3 separate regions of the Homo sapiens genome follow, and regions 1 and 3 are each linked to region 2. A link is a loop called in an ENCODE intact Hi-C map of the cell type or tissue named here. Cell type or tissue: endothelial cell of umbilical vein. All regions are shown on one strand. Each heading gives the region's core, and the rest is flanking DNA. Links, peaks and the distances in the headings are about the cores only.

Region 1 (6,022 bases), core at 394-5,393, 170 kb after region 2:
AATGTGTTTCAACTCTGTCTCTGTGCTCTTTTTGTTGTGTTTTGTTTTGTTAAACTTTAAGTTCTGGGATAAATCTGCAGAGTGTGCAGGTTTGTGACGTTGGTATACATGTGCCATGGTGGCTTGCTGCACCTATCAACCCATCTTCTAGGTTTGAAGCCCCGCATGCATTAGGTATTTTGCAATCTATCCATTTGACAAAGGACTAATATCCAGAATCTACAAAGAACTTAAACAAATTTACAAGAAAAAAACAATCCCATCAAAAAGTGGGTGAAGGATATGAACAGACACTTCTCAAAGAAGACATTTACGCAGCCAACAGACACAGGAAAAAACGCTCATCATCACTGGCCATCAAAGAAATGCAAATCAAAACCACAATGAGATATCATCTCGCACCAGTTAGAATGGTGATCATTAAAAAGTCAGGAAACAACAGGTGCTGGAGAGGATGTGGAGAAATAGGAATACTTTTACACTGTTGGTGGGACTGTAAACTAGTTCAACCATTGTGGAAGACAGTGTGGCGATTCCTCAGGGATCTAGAACTAGAAATACCATTTGACCCAGCCATTCCATTACTGGGTATATACCCGAAGGATTATAAATCATGCTGCTATAAAGACACATACACACGTATGTTTATTGTGGCACTATTCACAATAGCAAAGACTTGGAACCAAACCAAGTGCCCATCAATGATAGACTGGATTAAGAAAATGTGGCACATATACACCATGGAATACTATGCAGCCTTAAAAAAGGATGAGTTCATGTCCTTTGTAGGGACATGGATGAAGCTGGAAACCATCATTCTCAGCAAACTATGGCAAGGACAGAAAACCAAACACCACATGTTCTCACTCATAGGTGGGAATTGAACAATGAGAACACATGGACACAGGGACGGGAATATCACACATTGGGGTGATGTTGGGGTTGGGGGAGTGGGGAGGGATAGCCCCCCTGTCGTGGGGTTGGGAGAGTGGGGAGGGATAGCATTAGGAGATATATCTAATGTAAATGACGAGTTAATGGGTGCAGCACACCAACATGGCACATGTATACATATGTAACACAAACCTGCACATTGTGCACATGTACCCTAGAACTTAAAGTATAATAATAAAAAAAAGAAAAAAAGAAAAAATAATAATCGCCATACTGACTGGCCTGAGATGGTATCTCATGTGGTTTTGATTTGCATTTCTCTACTGACCAGTGATGATGAGCTTTTCTTTATATGTTTACTGGCCACATAAATGTCTTCTTTTGTCTTTCTGCTCTTTTTAATCAATGAATAAATGAACATAAAAACTTACTGTAGAAACTCTTGTCTATATTTAACTTCCAGATGTTTAGACAGCAATAACATTAAGCTCTAAGACTACACTGACAGTAGAGACTATAAACAAGAAGACTATCAGTATTCTTGAGAATGACCGAAACCCAACCCAACCCAACCCAACCCAACCCAATCAAACCAAAACAAAACAAAGAGCAGTGCTACTTAGCCAAATATAAGTGCTAAATTAAGCAAACCATGCATATGGAAAATCAAGTGCTGGGGACTATTTGGCCATGGCTCAGGAATTAAATTCTACCTTTGGATCTTTTTCACAAAATAAACCCATAGAACCCAGAGGAAATTTAACAACTTCATTTTTACAAATATTGCAATTCCAATGAGACAGTCTTGCAAAAGGTCACATATGCCGTTATTTCTTTGTTTTTTTTCATTTAACTTAATATGATAGTGAAGGAGTTCAGAACATGATGCCCCGAAATATGTCACTCAGGCATATAGACTCTTTTGAGTTAAACGCACTTTTAAAACAGCAGATGCAAGAGAAAACACTCTGAGCTTCCTTATTTTTCTTATAAGCAGGAGATAAAATACCTTTGTGAAAGATATCTTCTCTATACCAGAAGGAAAGCAACATTCTTATAGTCAAGGATAGGTAGTTGAGGCCAAAGGAAATGTGTGCAAACAACATTTGTTAATTTAACATTTATCTTTCCGGTCACTTTTCTACCCAATTAATTACCCTAGATCAAACCTCTTTGCCTTGCCACATTTTCATAATTTATTACCCTTTGTTGAATTCAATATATAAGTGTTCAACTCTACCTGCATCTTTAGGCTTTCATAAGGAAGACGTGCATGTCACGTCAAACTTATATTAACTAAACGCATGTGCTTTGCTCAAGTTGATGTGTCTTGTGTCAATTTCATTCTCAGGCCCGCAGAAAAACCCTGAGCGGGTAGAGGTAAGATTTTGCATTCCAACTAATAGAAATAAATAAAGTTTTATAGAACAAACTATTAGTGACATAACTTACTCTTGATTAAAAAGAAATTAAAGGAATGCTACAATTATGAAGGTCAAGCTGCATGGTTTTTAAAATTTATCAAGCATTAGAGTTATACAGCCAAGGTGTTTGATCCTAGGTCTGGAATGTATTATTTGTGAGAGGCAACTTACTCATTCTGTCCTGTATATTTTTTATCTGTAAATGGATTTTCTTATACCTGTATCCTAGTCTAATGAGGATTAAATACAAATAGCAGAGCATAGTGTATTTAACATTAGCTCACTAATTCACAAACTCTAAAAAAGAAAATTATCTGTAACAAGCCCATAGAACTGATGTTTATGTGGGATTTTTTTTTATAAATATAGAAATTGATCCTCCTAGTTTTAAAACTTGAAACTTACATTTGTCTTATTTGAGTTCATTCTTTAGGAATCTGACCTTTAGTCCTCTCAGATAGTAACAGGAAACCGAAAGTCACCAGATCACCACTTCCAGACAAGGGACTCCTCACTGCCATGATTGTCTAACCGACCACCTGCTCCCTGTTGACCAACTCTTCTTCCCTACCCCTCCCTAATTCGGGAATAGTCATTGTCTCCGGGATTGGCTTTCTGTGCCCTGAGCAATGGGACCTAGACTGAACCCCTGGCATTTCAGTAACATCGCTATTGCTGTTGCCATCTGGTGGTCATCTAAGAATTTAAGATTATTTTTCTTAAGCATCAAGGACTATAAAGTCAAGAACATAATTCTATTGTAAAACTGAGAGTGTTTGGGGGAGAGGCAAGGATTATGGTAAAAACTGTTGAACTGGTAAAAATTTGAGGACAAGTGTCTATAAAACCCTTTAATCACTCTAGATGTGGGAGATTTGGAGTTAAACTTGAGATATACATGGACCCTTCAGGAGTGAAGAACCATAGAAAGTGTATGAATTAAACCACTCACCTATCATAATAATGCAAACTGTAGTAATAATAATACTCAGGAAGCACATAAGGCCAATCTTCCAGTTTTGTATCAACTTGGGAACTGCAAATTAAATCAACACATATTTTACAATTTCTGAATAAACACTGACTCGATATTATTACTGGTGTATTCCTCTCCTATAATTGTTAATCAGGAAACCCTCAATCAAGTACATACATCTCAAAATAACAAAGGATAGCAAACCATCAAAAAGTGCAAGGAAGATAAGTACCAAAAAATGATTGCTATAGCTGTTCGGCTCGAGAGAGTGGTGAGTGGAGAAATCACTGAGTTTTGGGGGAATGAGGAAGGAAAGGAAAGGAAAGTTTACTTAAAAGGTAGAAATAGTTTGAATGGGGGATTTTAAGCAAAAAGGCATAAAGATCATCAAAAGGTCCACGATTAGAGCAAATGTTTATAACAGATATATAAGGCAATAGGATTAAAGACAGGAAAGAAAGGAGTCATAAGGTCATGACAGAAGACCTTAAATGAGAGATATATTTTTCTTTATTCTTTAAGCCATGGAGGAAATAAACAATGTGTTTCAGCCAGAGAATATTCAAGATAAAAGCAGTAATTTATTTATTTGTGGTAAGCAAACAAAATTAGAGAAAACTCAGGATTTGACACTCGTGGAAATGCTATGAGGTTAAGAACAAATAATAATTCTATTAATGATAAAGTAATTGTAGCTGATATATCATTAGTAGATGTAGAAACAATCTAGGAAGAATGTGCGTGTATGTGTGTGTCTGTGTGTGTGTGTGTACAGTCATGCATAGCTTAGCAATGGGGAGATATTTTGAGAAATGTGCCTTTAGGTGATTGTGTCATTGTTGGAACATCATAGAATGTACTTACACAAACTTAGACAGTATAGCCTACTAACACCTAGGCTATATATTACAGACTGTTGCTCCTAGACTACAAAACTGGATAGCATGTTATCGTACTAATTACTGCAGGCAATTATAACACAATGCTAAATGCTTGCGTCTAAACATAGAAAAGGTACAGTGAAAATACCATATAAAAGATCAAAAATGGTACACCTTTACAAGGCAGCTTCATTGTAATCTTATGGGACCATTGTTGTTATGCAATCTGTCATTGACCAAAACATTGTTCTATGGTGCATGACTATATGTGTATATCGTGCATATATGCATAAACACAGATTATATATATGTATGCATGCCTATATGCATATATATGCTTTATATGTATGTATATATACATGTACATATACATACATATATTTAAATATCAGAAAAGAGGACTTGAAGAAAGAAAAATTTAAAAAGAAGTCATGTTTTCTCTCTTTCTTCAGAACTTAAAGCAGCCTTAGTGAATGAAAACTTGAAAAAGTTACTAGTTTTCATGATCACCAGACTACAGATAATGTGCAATAAAGTAATTTCAAGACTGGATTGAGAGAAGCCAGATTCTGAGATGTTTACAAAGAGAATGTTTGATAGGAAGAAGAGTTTGGTAATTTATCTTACATCTAGAGAAACAATAGCTAAAGATAGAAAACATAAAATGTGTTTTTTTTTTCAAGATTAGGGAGAAATGAAGAACAAGGAAGAAGAAAAGATAAAAACCACTGCACAAATTTCAGACACCCAAAATAGTAATTTGTGGGCAAAGCCATGTCTTACACAAAAGGTATTGAAACAATTGAGAAAAAAAGGCTTTACCATACGACAACATCAGCTTACAAAATTTATTTAAGACGTATTATTGACCTGAACATAAAACCTGAAACCATACAATTTCTAGAAAACATAAAATAGTTTGTGACCATGAGAATTAGTAAAGCTGTCTTAGAGAAAGAAGAGAAAGTACAGTGTAAAATTAAAAGAAAATGATAAATTGAATTTAATTGAAATTTAAGGGCTGGGCACAGTGGCTCATGCCTGTAATCCCAGCACTTTGGGAGGCCAAGGAGGGTGGATCACCTGAGGTCAGGAATTTGAGACCAGCCTGGCCAACATGGTGAGACCCCTTCTCTACTAAAAACACAAAAAATTAGCTGTGCATGATGGCAGGCACCTGTAATCCCAGCTACTCGGGAGGTTGAGGCAGGAGAATACTTGAACCCAGGAGGCGGAGGCTGCAGTGATCAGAATTATGCCACTGCACTCCAGCCTGGGTGACAGAGTGAGGCTCTGTCTTAAAAAAGAAAAAGAAAGAAAGAAAGAAGAAGGAAAGAAAGAAAGAAAGAAACCTCTGCCCATTTCAAGATACAAGACACTGTTGTGAATATAAATATGCAAGTTACAGACTGGGAGAAAATAGTCACAATATGTGTATGCAAAAAAGACTGGTATCGAAAATACTAAAAGGTCTGTAGTTTAGAGATATAGTACAAACAACTTGATAAAAAAAAGAACCAAAGTCTTGAACAAATACTTACAGAAGAATACACGCAAGTGAGCAATAAGCACATAAAAGATGTTCCATATTATTAGTCACAAGCAAAATGCAGAATAAAACCACAATGGAATATGACTACATGCCACTTGCACTGTTAAAATGAAAAAGACTGACAGCACCAAGTGTTAGCAGGATATAGGGGAACCGAAACACATACACAACTGGTTGAAGTACAAAAATGTATAAGTGTTTTGGAAAATTCTTTAGCAGTTTTTATTTTTAATTAAAATATATGTCCTTCATTCCTGTTCTGGCATGTGATATTTGCAATAGATTGGAAGTCATC
Region 2 (6,022 bases), core at 586-5,585:
GATGATTGATAGATAGATAGATAGATAGATAGATAGATAGATAGATAGATAGATGATGGGGGTGGGGAGAGACAGATTCCTTTATCAATTATACGTGTTAGAATGTCTTCCACTCTGTGACGACTTGTCATTCTGTCCATGATGTCTTTTGAAAACTAGAAATCTGTAATTTTAAGTTTATAATGTGCAGATTTTTGTTTGTTGGTTTCAAGTTATTGGTAAGTATATGTAAAATAAGGAGAAAATAATGTGAACTTCAGGTCTCAGAACCTAGAAATTTGGAAGCAAGTCAACTTATGGTAATGTAGTTCTTTAGCATAGACGAAACACTTTTACATGCATTATTTTAATTACATTTTAAATTTGGCATTACAAATATTGAGAAATATGAATGGGGTGCAGCATTATCAAAGGTTAAGTTTTACTTTTCTAGATTATGCCATTTCCTTTATAACTAGAAAAAATACAAAATGTAGTGTTGAGAGAGTGGTGACTGCCACATCTTTCCACAAAAGAAACCAAGAATCATCATCCACACACACACAAGCCACTTGAGTGTAAAAAATAACCAAGATATATTTTAAAAATTTATTGTAAATTGACAAATTATAATTGTATCTATTTGTGGGGTATAATGTAGTGTTATTTGTACACAATGTGGAATGATTCAGTCAAGCTAATTACCATATCAATCACCATCAAATACTTATAATTTTTCATTGTGAGAACATTTGAAATTTATTTGCTTCGCGATTTTGAAATGTGCAATATATTATTGTTAATTATAGCCAGCAAGAAATTATTTTTTAATGTCCTTTGACAATGACTTAACACAGAAGTGCAGTAATCTCATACAGTCACTAGATGGCACTGCAGCTTTTGCAACAGAGATCTTTAAGACAGGCAGGAGGGGTTCTTGAAATAAACTCATTTTTCGTATTTGTAATTGGTCACCAGACAGTAGAGTCATGCTTTAAATAATAAAACTATTCCCTTTAAGAATTATATATTTGTATCTATTTAAAGAAAACACTTTTTCTTAAGAATAAAATAATTTCATTATAGGAAAATTCAAAATTGGCCGGGCGCGGTGGCTCACGCGGGTAATCCCGGCACTTTGAGAGTCTGAAGCCGGCGGATCACTTGACGTCAGGCGTTCGAGACCAGCTTGGCCAACATGGTGAAACCCCGTCTCTACTAAAAATACAAAAATTAGCCGGGCGTGGTGGTGCGCGCCTGTAATCCCAGCTACCCGGGACGCTGAGGCAGGAGAATTGCTTGAACCCGGGAGGCAGAAGCTGCAGTGAGCGGAGATCGAGCCACAGCATTCCAGCCTGGGCGACAGAGTGAGACTCGGAAAAAAAAAAAAAAGGAAAAAAAGAAGAAAGAAAGAAAGAAAAAAGAGAAAAGAAAAAGAAAGGAAAGAAAGAAAGAGATCCAAAATTATAGAAAAACATAAAGAAAATAAATACTTCCTATATTCCTCCTCCTCAGGGAAAACCACTGTGTTTACTTTAGTAGTTTTACTTTCTGTCAGCATATAGAAATATAAAACATGTTTTGTATATTTAATATTGAACAGGAAATAATCCTATTGTATATATTATTTTAAACTAGCAGCAATAATAGTTTGAGTATTCTTTCATATACATAAATGTTCTTCATTATTTTTTAATGTTGGGATAGCATTTCATCATGTAGGAGCATTATATTTATTTAACTAAATCTTTGGTTTTGGACAATTAGGTAGCTTCTGATTTTTCACTACTAGAAATATCCCTTTGATAAACATTTTTGTGGTTATGTCTTGCACATCCAAGATTATTTCTTTAAAATCTCCCTCCCTCCCCAGTAAGTATTGTCAAGCTGCTTTCCAAAGGGTAAAGGAAACCAGTTTACACCATCACCAGCAGTCGTTCTGGTCATATATTTCCCAATATTTTTCCCTGAAAAATCATTTACATTTTAATTTCAGTTATAATACATTTTCATGTGCAAAATCTAATCAAATTATGAAAATTGACAGCAAGCTTAAAAATATCATTTCTATATTAGTATCATACAATTTTTAAGTAGTTGAATACTGACTATAGCACCTAACAGTTCAATGGCATTTTAGCCTTTTTAAAAAGTTTTATCCAATCCCTACAATTATGTGAAATGTGCAGCTGATGTATTCCCCTTTCCAGAGGAAGAAATTGAAATTATGTTGAAAAAGCAACGCAAAACACGGATAACTGATAGTTTTATTTTACACATATTTATGTAACTATCCAAGATGAATGTAGCCTACAGAGTTAAAATTTTGATAATTAGCTAAAGGTTTGAATACAGGAGTATATCTTTAATATGCTTCCATAGCACCCTACGTTTTTCCTATTATAACATTCATCACACCATGTCAATTCATCTTGTTGTTTGTTTTACAAATAGACCACGAATTCCACAAGGCCAGTTGCCATGCGGAATTTGCTGAGTATTTTAACTCTGGTGTCCACCATAGTAGTAGGTGCTTACTTATAACTTGTGAAATGAAATTTTTAAAAGGCTTTCCAAAAACAAATACAAATAAGATATATTACGTAGAAATAGACATGTCGTGTAGAAACGCGGCTTTATGCCAATACTGGAAGTTTGAAGACATAGTGTTTCTAGTTCTAATAATCATCATGAGTATTTAATACATGCCTATGGTGTACTAGGGAGCCAGATAATGTTTTAAGTTTGTTTTCATGTACTAACTAATTTAACATCTAACTAATTTTAGCTGAATTTTGAACGAGTTCTGATAAAATAGCTAGTCAGCCCGCGCGTGGCAGAGATGAAACTCGGGCGGTCTGGCCCCCGTGCTTTGGGTCTCAGCAGCTCCACGCTCCACATAGATGTTTTGTAGGATCCTTAAAACAGAAGTGCAGTAATCTCGTATAACCACTAGATGGCACTGCAACTTTTGTAACAGGGGACTTAGCCGGGGGCAGGAGGGGTTCTTGAGACAAACCCATTTTTTATATTTGTCATTGGTCACTTGCAAGTAGAGTCATACTTTAAATAATAACATTATTCCCTTTAAGAATTGTATATTTTTTATCTATTTAAAGAAAACAGTTGTCCTTATGAATAAAATGACTTCAAATTATGTGTAAAAAATAACTCTGTTATCCGTGTTTTGCGTCGCTTTTTCAACATAATTTCAACTTCTTCCTCTGGAAAGGGAAATACATCAGCTGCTCATTTCACATAATTATAGGGATTCAATAAAATTATTTGTAAAAATGATAAAATTCATTGAATTGTTAGGTGATACAGTCAGTATTCAATGACTTAAAAATTGTGTCATACTAATATAGAAATATTTTTAAGCTTGCTCTCAATTTTCATAATTTGATTAGATTTATGCACATAAAAATATGTTATAACTAAAATATTAATCGCAAGACATTGTTTTCTAAGATGACTCGGGAGTAGATTGTTGGTAATGATAGAATATTACCGCTAGGAGGCTGCTTGTTTCTTTTTTCCCACAGCTGTGGGAACTCAGGAGCACAGAGGTCATTATTTTTCACTAAGCAGTGTCTGAAATCCACATTTCTGTTTGCCGTTTGCCAATAGTTTAGAGATACCATACACATCATACATTTCCAACAAGCAGAGAAGAATATTGCAAATTACATTTATAAAACAATTTTGAAGGTAATCAAATGTATTAGGCTATTCTTGCATTGCTATAAAAATATCTGAGACTGGGTAATTTATAAAGAAAAAAGGCTTAATTGGCTTACGGTTCTGCAGTTTTTACAAGCATAATGCTGACACTGCTCAGCTTCCGCGGAAGCTTAGGGAGCTTTTATGTATGTTGGAAGGTGAAGTGGAGTGGGAGCAGGCATGTCACATGGAGAAAGCAGGAAAGAGAGAGAGAAAGAGAGAGAGAGAGAGAGAAAGTGCTGCACACTTTGAAAAGACCAGATCTCCTGAGAACTCACTCAGGTGCAAGGAGACCATCAAGAGGATGATGCTAAACCATTCATGAGAGATTCGCTCCCATGATGTAATCACCTCCCACCAGGCCCCACCTCCAACAAAGGGGATTACAATGCGACATGAGATTTGGGCAGGGACACACATCCAAACTACATCATTGAGTTTTTTGCTGATTGAAATATCCCATGAAGATTATGCCTCTTTTCTATATATTGAATTATTTTACATAAATAACTAAAGTGTATGTAGCACCTCAGAATTGAACAAGATACTTTCAGAGCATTGACTATGAGGAGTAATTATTACAGAGCATCTGCTATATACAGAAAAATGGATATGGATACATACACCCTTTAGCATATAAGCATATGAAAACAATTTGATATGTATAAGCTATTATAAAACTAAGGGTTTTACTCTACATGGGATTTTTTCCTAAGTTATAGTAACTGTTTTCTGCTTTCTCATATAGTATATACTTTTTAATGTATTTTGAAGGAATGAACTTTCTTGGAAACCATTGTGTTTATTCTACTTTTATTTCACATATATAAAAACAGCTTATAATTGTACTGAACACAAAATACAAACAAATACATTTTATTGCACATAAAAATATTTTAAATGAAGTATTGAAGTATTGCACGTAATAGAATTGATTTAGGAAAGTCACAAACCTATTATAAGACTAGTATTATTCTAGGTCTGAAGATTACAGAATATTTCCTAATAGAGATTTGCCACATCACATATTGCACATTTTCCAACACTATTCTATGTCTTGCAAATATTCCTCATAGTCTTTGCTTATGTCTTTTCTCTGTAAGACACTGTATAAAAGATTATAAAGGCAAAGAAATATGTACCATCGAAAAGGACCTGTCTACAGCTGAGGAAGTAAAAAAATAAATACATGATCATCCCATTCTTTTTGGGGAAAAATAACAAAGTAAATTGGCAAATTTCTCTAAAAAGAGAGAAATATTACAAATCTTAGTTTCATAAGCATTTGTCCATTTATAAATGCTCCCTGAGTTTAAGGGATTCAATTAGACTAAAAACCTATGTTACCAGCCATAATTCCTTTGTTTACATTCAGTATCTAGTACCAACATCTAACTCCTTCCAATAGTGCAAATGCATGAAGGGCTCTCACTGTTGGTAGTCATTCAGCAATAAATAGTAAGTCCACGCCTAGTTATTTCATTATTTCTGGATTCAAAATAATATAAAGTGCATCCAAAGGTTGCATAGTCATTCTTCTCATTCTTGGGCATGGTTATTGGTCAACCTGTGATGCTTCTAGCTCATGGCAATAAAAGCCCACAGTGCAGATTTTCCTGGAATTTCTTCCTTTTTTTCCATAGTTCTGTTTGGAAGAAAATTCCCAAGACACTATAAAATTTTTTTTCACAAAGTCTCTATGGAAGACTTCGGACCACAGAGCAGCATCCACTGACACAGATTTCCTTGAGTTCCATTCTATAATAGTCAATAAGTGAACATGTTTCCTTATTATTTGTAAGGTTTGTTACATATCCAGTATAAATTCTTCTCACATTCCATGCTGCTGACCTCTGTGTTTTTCAGAAAAACACACTTGTCAGACCCTGTAACGTTGAACCTGTCAAACAATAAAAAAACTTAGAATTATTTTCAGCTCATTGTTTTCATTCAGTTACATGAGAATGAACTCGGAGATGGTGACCTCTGCTTCTTTTAAATTCTTAGTGGGATACACAAGTCAAATAATCATAGACTAATCTGTAGAGACAATGGACAAGAATTGAAAAAAAAATAGGATGTGGAGAAAAAATATGGAAGTAAGAGGAAAGCACGCCATTCATTTGGTTGGCATGGCACCAGATAAGTGATTCTTGGTCATTTCTGAGTTCATAGATTTTTCAATAAATAATTTCACAAAATTGTATGCATTCAACAGCCATGCATACTAGTGCATACAGCTTTAAGGGGTTTATGGCTCCTGAAGCCCATCTGTGGATATGGAGCCATAGGACAAATATTAGGAATCCCTTTTCTAGAA
Region 3 (6,022 bases), core at 394-5,393, 810 kb after region 2:
CACCCTACTTTTCTGTAATTAATTATAGAAAATGTTTGTCAAATTTTTTTTTAAAAAGCCTTTTCCATACAAATCACTTTGTTTTTTACATTCAAGGGATATGACACACAAATGTTGGTTTTTTTTTTTTTTCTTTTTTTTTGAGATGAAGTCTCACTCTGTCGCCCAGGCTGGAGTCAGTGGTGCCATCTCGGCTCACTGCAATCTCCACCTCCCTGGTTCAAGTGATTCTCCTGCCTCAGCCTCCCGCGTAGCTGGGCCTAAAGGCATACGCCACCACGCGTGGCTAATTTTTGTATTTTAGTACAGATGGTGTTGAGGAAAACCATCTTTAAAAGGCTGCTTTCCAAAGATAACTCCTCCTCTCCAAAAAGAGTTGCCTATACATGTTCTCCCTCTTCACATATGAATTCTGCTGTGTTAAAATGCTGAGTTCTAGAGAAGAGGGGGAATCTTGTGGAAACCCATATTATTAAAAATCATCTCAGCCTCACAGTTCAAATGTTGGAAAAATCAAACCACCAAGATATTTTATTAACAGTATTTCCTACCATAATCTACCTTAATAACAGCACCAATAATCCTTTTCTCACAGGTAGAGAATATCTTTTCCAACAGAGAAATACCCGTAACCAATGCAAATATTTTTTACTCATGTGCCATATTTGCTGTTGGAAATCATTATACAATGAAAAATATGTACAAAGTTCAGTATGTCACATAAACCAAATATTGTAGAATAATTCAAATTGGAAGAGTTGCAACTATTAAATGGGATGAAGAAAGTTTATTGTACCATCATTAGTCTTTAGCATTGTACTTGTTATTTTACAAAATATCTGTTTATATAGCTTTCAATCCAAGTTGATCATACATTCAGGGAAGGCAGAAATTGTGTTACTCACTTTTGAACCATCAACATACAGTGCAATTTATAAAAACCACTAATAAATAATTGCTGAATGAATGCTTTTTCTTTGATTTTTGTTTTTTGTTTGGGACAGGGTTTCACTCTGTTGCCCAGGGCGCAGTGTAGTGGCCTGATCATAGATCACTGCAGCCTCTACTTTGAATTGTCTCTCGGGCTCAGGCAATCCTCCCATCTCGGCTCCCTGAGTAGCAAGAACTATGGGCATGTGCCACCATGCCCAGCTAATTTTTAAAATTTTTCCCTTTTTGTAGAGACAGGGTCTTGCTTTGTTGCCCAGGCTGGACTCAAACTCCTAGCCTCAAACAATCTTCCCACATTGGCCTCTCAAAGTGCTGAGATTATAGGCATGAACCACCATGCCTGGCTGAATGAATGCATATTTTTATGGTTTAACATAGTAGAAGACAAACAATTTTAAATTATAAGTACTAAAAAGCTTTTAATTTATTTGACACAGAGTCTTGCTCTGTGGCCCAGGCTGGAGTGCAATGGTGCCTTCTTAGCTCACTGCAATCTCAGCCTCCCAAATTGAAGGGATTCTGCTGCCTCAGCCTCCTGAGTAAGCTGGGACTACAGGTGTGAGCCACCACACACAGCTAACTTTAGTATTTTTTGGTAGAGATGGGGTTTCATCATGTTGGCCAGGCTAGTCTCAAACTCCTGATATCAGGTGATCCACCTGCCTCAGCCTCCCAAAGGGCTGGGATTACAGGAGTGAGCCACCATGCCCAGCCCTAAAAAACTAATGTTATGTTATTGTTAACTTGATTTTTTCTTATTAACATATGATGTTCCAAGGAGTCATTGTTAAAAATTGGAGTAACAAGGAGAAATATGAAGAGAGAAAAACACTTCCTTATAAAATTACATTAATATGTTTCCTTTCTATAATTTCTATGCAACATACTGGGAATCACACATTAGTTTACAACCCAATTCATAAATTAGCATTATGCCAGAAGCATTTCTCATGTCATTGAATACTTCATAAGTCATTTGAAAGTGTGTATGTTTTTTAATTGTATGATTGTATCATATATACTAACCCTTTCATTATTGTTGGACCCAAGATTTTACCTGGTATTTGACAATTCCAATAATGCTAAGGTAAAATCTTGAGTGTGTACCATTTTGTCCACATTATTTTCTGAAGATAGATTTCTAGTAGACTCATTGGCTCAAAAAGTACTACCATTTTTTAAGGTTATCAATATATTTTGCTAAATTTGTGTGCAGTAGTTATCTACTAACATTTGCTACAGCAGTTTATGAGAATATAGTTATTACTTCATTCTGACCAGCAAGACTAATTTTCAAATAAGCCTTGATTTTAGAGCTTGGTTTATGTGGTGATGCCATCTGGTGGCCTAGTACAAAATTACAGAATCAGAAGTGAAAAACCTTTTGAAAACTGTAATGAGCAAAATTAAATTTATAAGGTGATGGCAAATAGCACAAGTCTTATACGTTGTCAGAAAGCATTCTTGCTGTTTGGATTTCTAAAAATTATCAGGAGCCATGTAAAATGAAGATTACAAACTCAAACAATGCTCATTCATTCATCTCTTCAACCTGAGTTTTTGGAGTACCTACCACATGGTAGTACTATTCCCTGCTGATGAAAAAGATGAAGTCTCCATGCATGATTTCCAGGAATGTGTAGTTTAATGGGGATACATAATGCAAATTTACCACTATAAATTTTACCAAAGGCTTTCACAAGTGGTGACTAATATTTACTAATATTTGTCATTTGAATCATTTTTATCAAATGTATGATATGTAATTGTGGTTGACTTTCTCTAAAATAACTCCAGTCATCATTCCACTTCTTGGTATTCATGCCATTGTATAATCTTCTTCCCAGAGTGTGTGCTCAAGTTGGCATCTCTGTTTCTCTTTCTCTCCCTCTTTCTCTCCCACTCCCCTCTCCCACATACACGTCCCCAGCAGAAAACAGAATAACAAACTGCCATGAAGTGAGTAGCTCTATGGAGAGGTCTATGAGGCAAGGCATTGACATTTCTCCTGTTAACAGTGAGTGAGGACCTCACACCAGCCAACAGCATGTGCATGAGGCTGCATATGAGTCTGCCCCAACTGAGCCTTCAGATGACTGTAGCCCTCACCCACACCCCAAAGGCATCCTTGTGAGAAACTCTAAGTCAGAGTCACCCATGGCTGGATTCCTGACCCAAAAAAAGCATAAGTTGTGGGATAATTTAGTAATTTGTTACACACAAATAGTTAACTAATTAACTAATAAAAAGAATTTGAGCCTGGCCTGGTGGCTCATGCCTGTAATCCCAGCATTTTGGGAGGCTGAGGTGGACGGATCACTTGAGGACAGGAGTTCAAAGATCAGCCTAGCCAACATGGTGAAACCCCATCTCTACTAAAAATACAGAAATTAGCCAGGCATGGTGGCCCATGCCTGTAATCCCAGCTACTCAGGAGACTGAGGCAGGAGAATCACTTGAAGTCGGGAGGTGGAGGCTGCAGTGAACCAAGATCGCCCATTGCACTCCAGCCTGGGTGACAGAGCAAGAAACCCTGTCTTAAAAAAATAAAAAAAAGAAAGAAAGCTATTCAAACATTTGAATAGTGATTTCAACATAATTACTCAAGTCCTATACAAAATTACTTAAGTCCTATACAAATTTAAACTACAATTACAGATTTAGTTAAGCTAAGTCTTTTGAGCACCTCAAACACCTTAAGTAGCAAATATACCCAAAGAAAATTATTACAAAACCTATTGCTTACTCTTAAACCTATCCTAAAATATAACAATAGTTTTTAAACTTCATTTCTTTTGTTATTCCTATAATTTTTATTCTTCTCTAAGGCTATAATTCCACTTGATAACTTCCATTAGTTGTATTAATGCATCCTTTTACATCTTTCTGGGCTTGTAGTGATCTCCCTAGACCAATAAGCAAAATATTTCAGTAAATGGCTGGTCAAGCAACTGATTTTTAGTCAGTTTGGGACCCGTTTGTTTTTGCCACGATAATTAACTCCAGCTGCAGGCCATGAAGTCATCTCCTATTTTAGAGTTAAACTTCTTTTGTTATAAAAATAAGACATTTCAAATTCTCATCTTTCACATGTTTTTGGATTTTTATAACCTAATATCTCCATCATAAATGATACGTTTCAAGTCTCAACCAACATTTCATTATGTATTATCCTATCTCTATTATATACTGATATTTTATGTTAGGATTATTACAAATTATGTATGCTTTATTGTATTATTTAAGGGCCACTTAGAAATTCTATATCCTAGGAAAAGAGAAATGAAAGTTTTGTAGTAAGCTTCCTTTTCATTATTATTATTATTTTTGAATTATACTTTAAGTTCTGGGATACATGTGCAGAACGTGCAGGTTTGTTACATAGGTATACACGTGCCATGGTGGTTTGCTGCACCCATCGACCCGTCATCTACATTAGGTATTTCTCCTAATGCTATCCCTCCCCTAGCCCCCCACCCTCTGACAGGCCCTGGTGTGTGATGTTTGCCTCCCTGTGTCCATGTATTCTCATTGTTCAACTCCCACTTATGAGTGAGAACATGTGGTGGTTGACTTTCTGTTCCTGTGTTGCTTTGCTGAGAATGATGGTTTCCAGCTTCATCCATGTCCCTGCAAAGGACGGGAACTCATCCTTTTTTATGGCTGCTTAGTATTTTATGGTGTATATGTGCCACATTTTCTTTATCCAGTCTATTATTGATGGACATTTGGGTTGGTTCCAAGTTTTTGCTATTGTGAACAGTGCTGCCATAAACATACATGTACATGTGTCTTTATAGTAGAATGATTTATAATCCTTTGGGTATATACCCAGTAATGGGATTGCTAAGTCCAATGGTATTTCTGGTTCTAGATCCTTGAGGAATCGCCACACTGTCTTCCACAATGGTTGAACTAATTTACACTCCCACCAACAGTGTAAAAGCGTTTCTATTTCTCCACAGTCTCTCCAGCATCTGTTATTTCCTGACTGTTTAATGATTGCCATTCTAAGTGGCATGAGATGGTATCTCATTGTGGTTTTGATTTGCATTTTTCTAATGACCAGTGATGATGAGCTTTTTCTCCTATGTCTGTTGGCAGCATAAATGTGTTCTTTGGGGGAGTATCTGTTCATATCCTTCACCCACTTTTTGATGGGGTTGTTTTTTTTTTCTTGTAAATTTAAGTTCCTCGTAGATTCTGGATATAGCCCTTTGTCAGATGGATAGATTGCAAAAATTTTCTCCCATTTTGTAGGTTGCCTGTTCACTCTGATAATAGTTTTTTGTTTTTTTTTTCTGTGCAGAAGCTCTTTTGTTTGGTTAGATCCCATTTGTCAATTTTGGCTTTTATTGCCAGTTTTTGGTGTTTTAGTCATGAAGTCCTTGCCCATGCCTATGTCCTGAATGGTATTGCCTAAGTTTTCTTCTAGGGTTTTTATGGTTTTAGGTCTTATGCTTAAGTCTTTAATCGATCTTGAGTTAACTTTTCTATAAGGTATAAGGAAGGTGTCCAGTTTCAGTCTTCTGCATTTGGCTGGACAGTTTTCCCAACAGCATTTGTTAAATAGGGAATCCTTTCTCCATTGCTTGTTTTTGTCAGGTTTGTCAAAGATCAGATGGTTGCAGATGTGTAGCACTGCTTATGAGGCCTCTGTTCTGTTTCATTGGTCTATATATCTGTTTTGGTACCAGTACTGTGCTGTTTTGGTTACTGCAGCCTTGTAGTATAGTTTGAAGTGAGGTAGCGTGATGCCTGTAGCTTTTTTCTTTTTGCTTAGGATTGTATTGGCTATATAGGCTCTTTTTCGGTTCCATATGAAATTCAAAGTGTTTTTTTTTTTTTTTTCTAATTCTGTAAAGAAAATCAGTGGTAGACTGATGGGGATAGCATTGAATCTATAAATTACTTTGGGCAGTATGGCCATTTTCACGATATTGATTCTTCCTATCCATGAGCATGGAATGTTTTTCCATTTGTTTGTGTCCTCTCTTATTTCCTTGAGCAGTGGTTTGTAGTTCTCCTTGAAGAGGTCCTTCAAATCCCTTGTAAGTTGTATTCCTAGGTA

The links. Peaks named below come from ENCODE experiments on the same cell type or tissue, not always from the same donor. Only the 100,000 strongest peaks of a DNase experiment are listed, where the experiment ranks them.
Region 1: a loop joins it to region 2, with 13 times the contacts of the local background. A loop is called at or near these places in 89 of 110 quality-filtered maps.
Region 3: it touches region 2 in a loop (3.0-fold over the local background); 8 of 110 quality-filtered maps call a loop at or near these places.

What each region holds. Positions count from the first base shown.
Region 1 is chr12:9,922,990-9,929,011 of GRCh38, forward strand. It overlaps CLEC2A (C-type lectin domain family 2 member A), which reads right to left. Exons shown (of 5, transcript NM_001130711.2): 2 at 3,271-3,354. Among named protein-coding and RNA genes, the nearest start is that of CLEC2A, 6.4 kb to the right of the region's middle. In endothelial cell of umbilical vein, for the core only: a CTCF peak has its summit at 3,016 (motif pointing left); a DNase peak (open chromatin) is centred at 2,982.
Region 2 is chr12:9,747,988-9,754,009 of GRCh38, forward strand. It overlaps CD69 (CD69 molecule), which reads right to left. Exons shown (of 5, transcript NM_001781.2): 5 at 4,499-5,602. The coding sequence ends at 5,494. Among named protein-coding and RNA genes, the nearest start is that of CD69, 9.9 kb to the right of the region's middle. RefSeq lists an enhancer at 2,726-3,020 and a silencer at 3,481-3,560. In endothelial cell of umbilical vein, for the core only: CTCF peaks have their summits at 855 (motif pointing right) and 2,938 (motif pointing right); DNase peaks (open chromatin) are centred at 874, 2,944 and 3,494; H3K27ac peaks cover 1,117 bases.
Region 3 is chr12:10,560,218-10,566,239 of GRCh38, forward strand. The region is part of intron 1 of LINC02446 (long intergenic non-protein coding RNA 2446); the gene reads left to right. Among named protein-coding and RNA genes, the nearest start is that of LINC02446, 9.8 kb to the left of the region's middle. In endothelial cell of umbilical vein, for the core only: a CTCF peak has its summit at 2,294 (motif pointing left); a DNase peak (open chromatin) is centred at 2,304.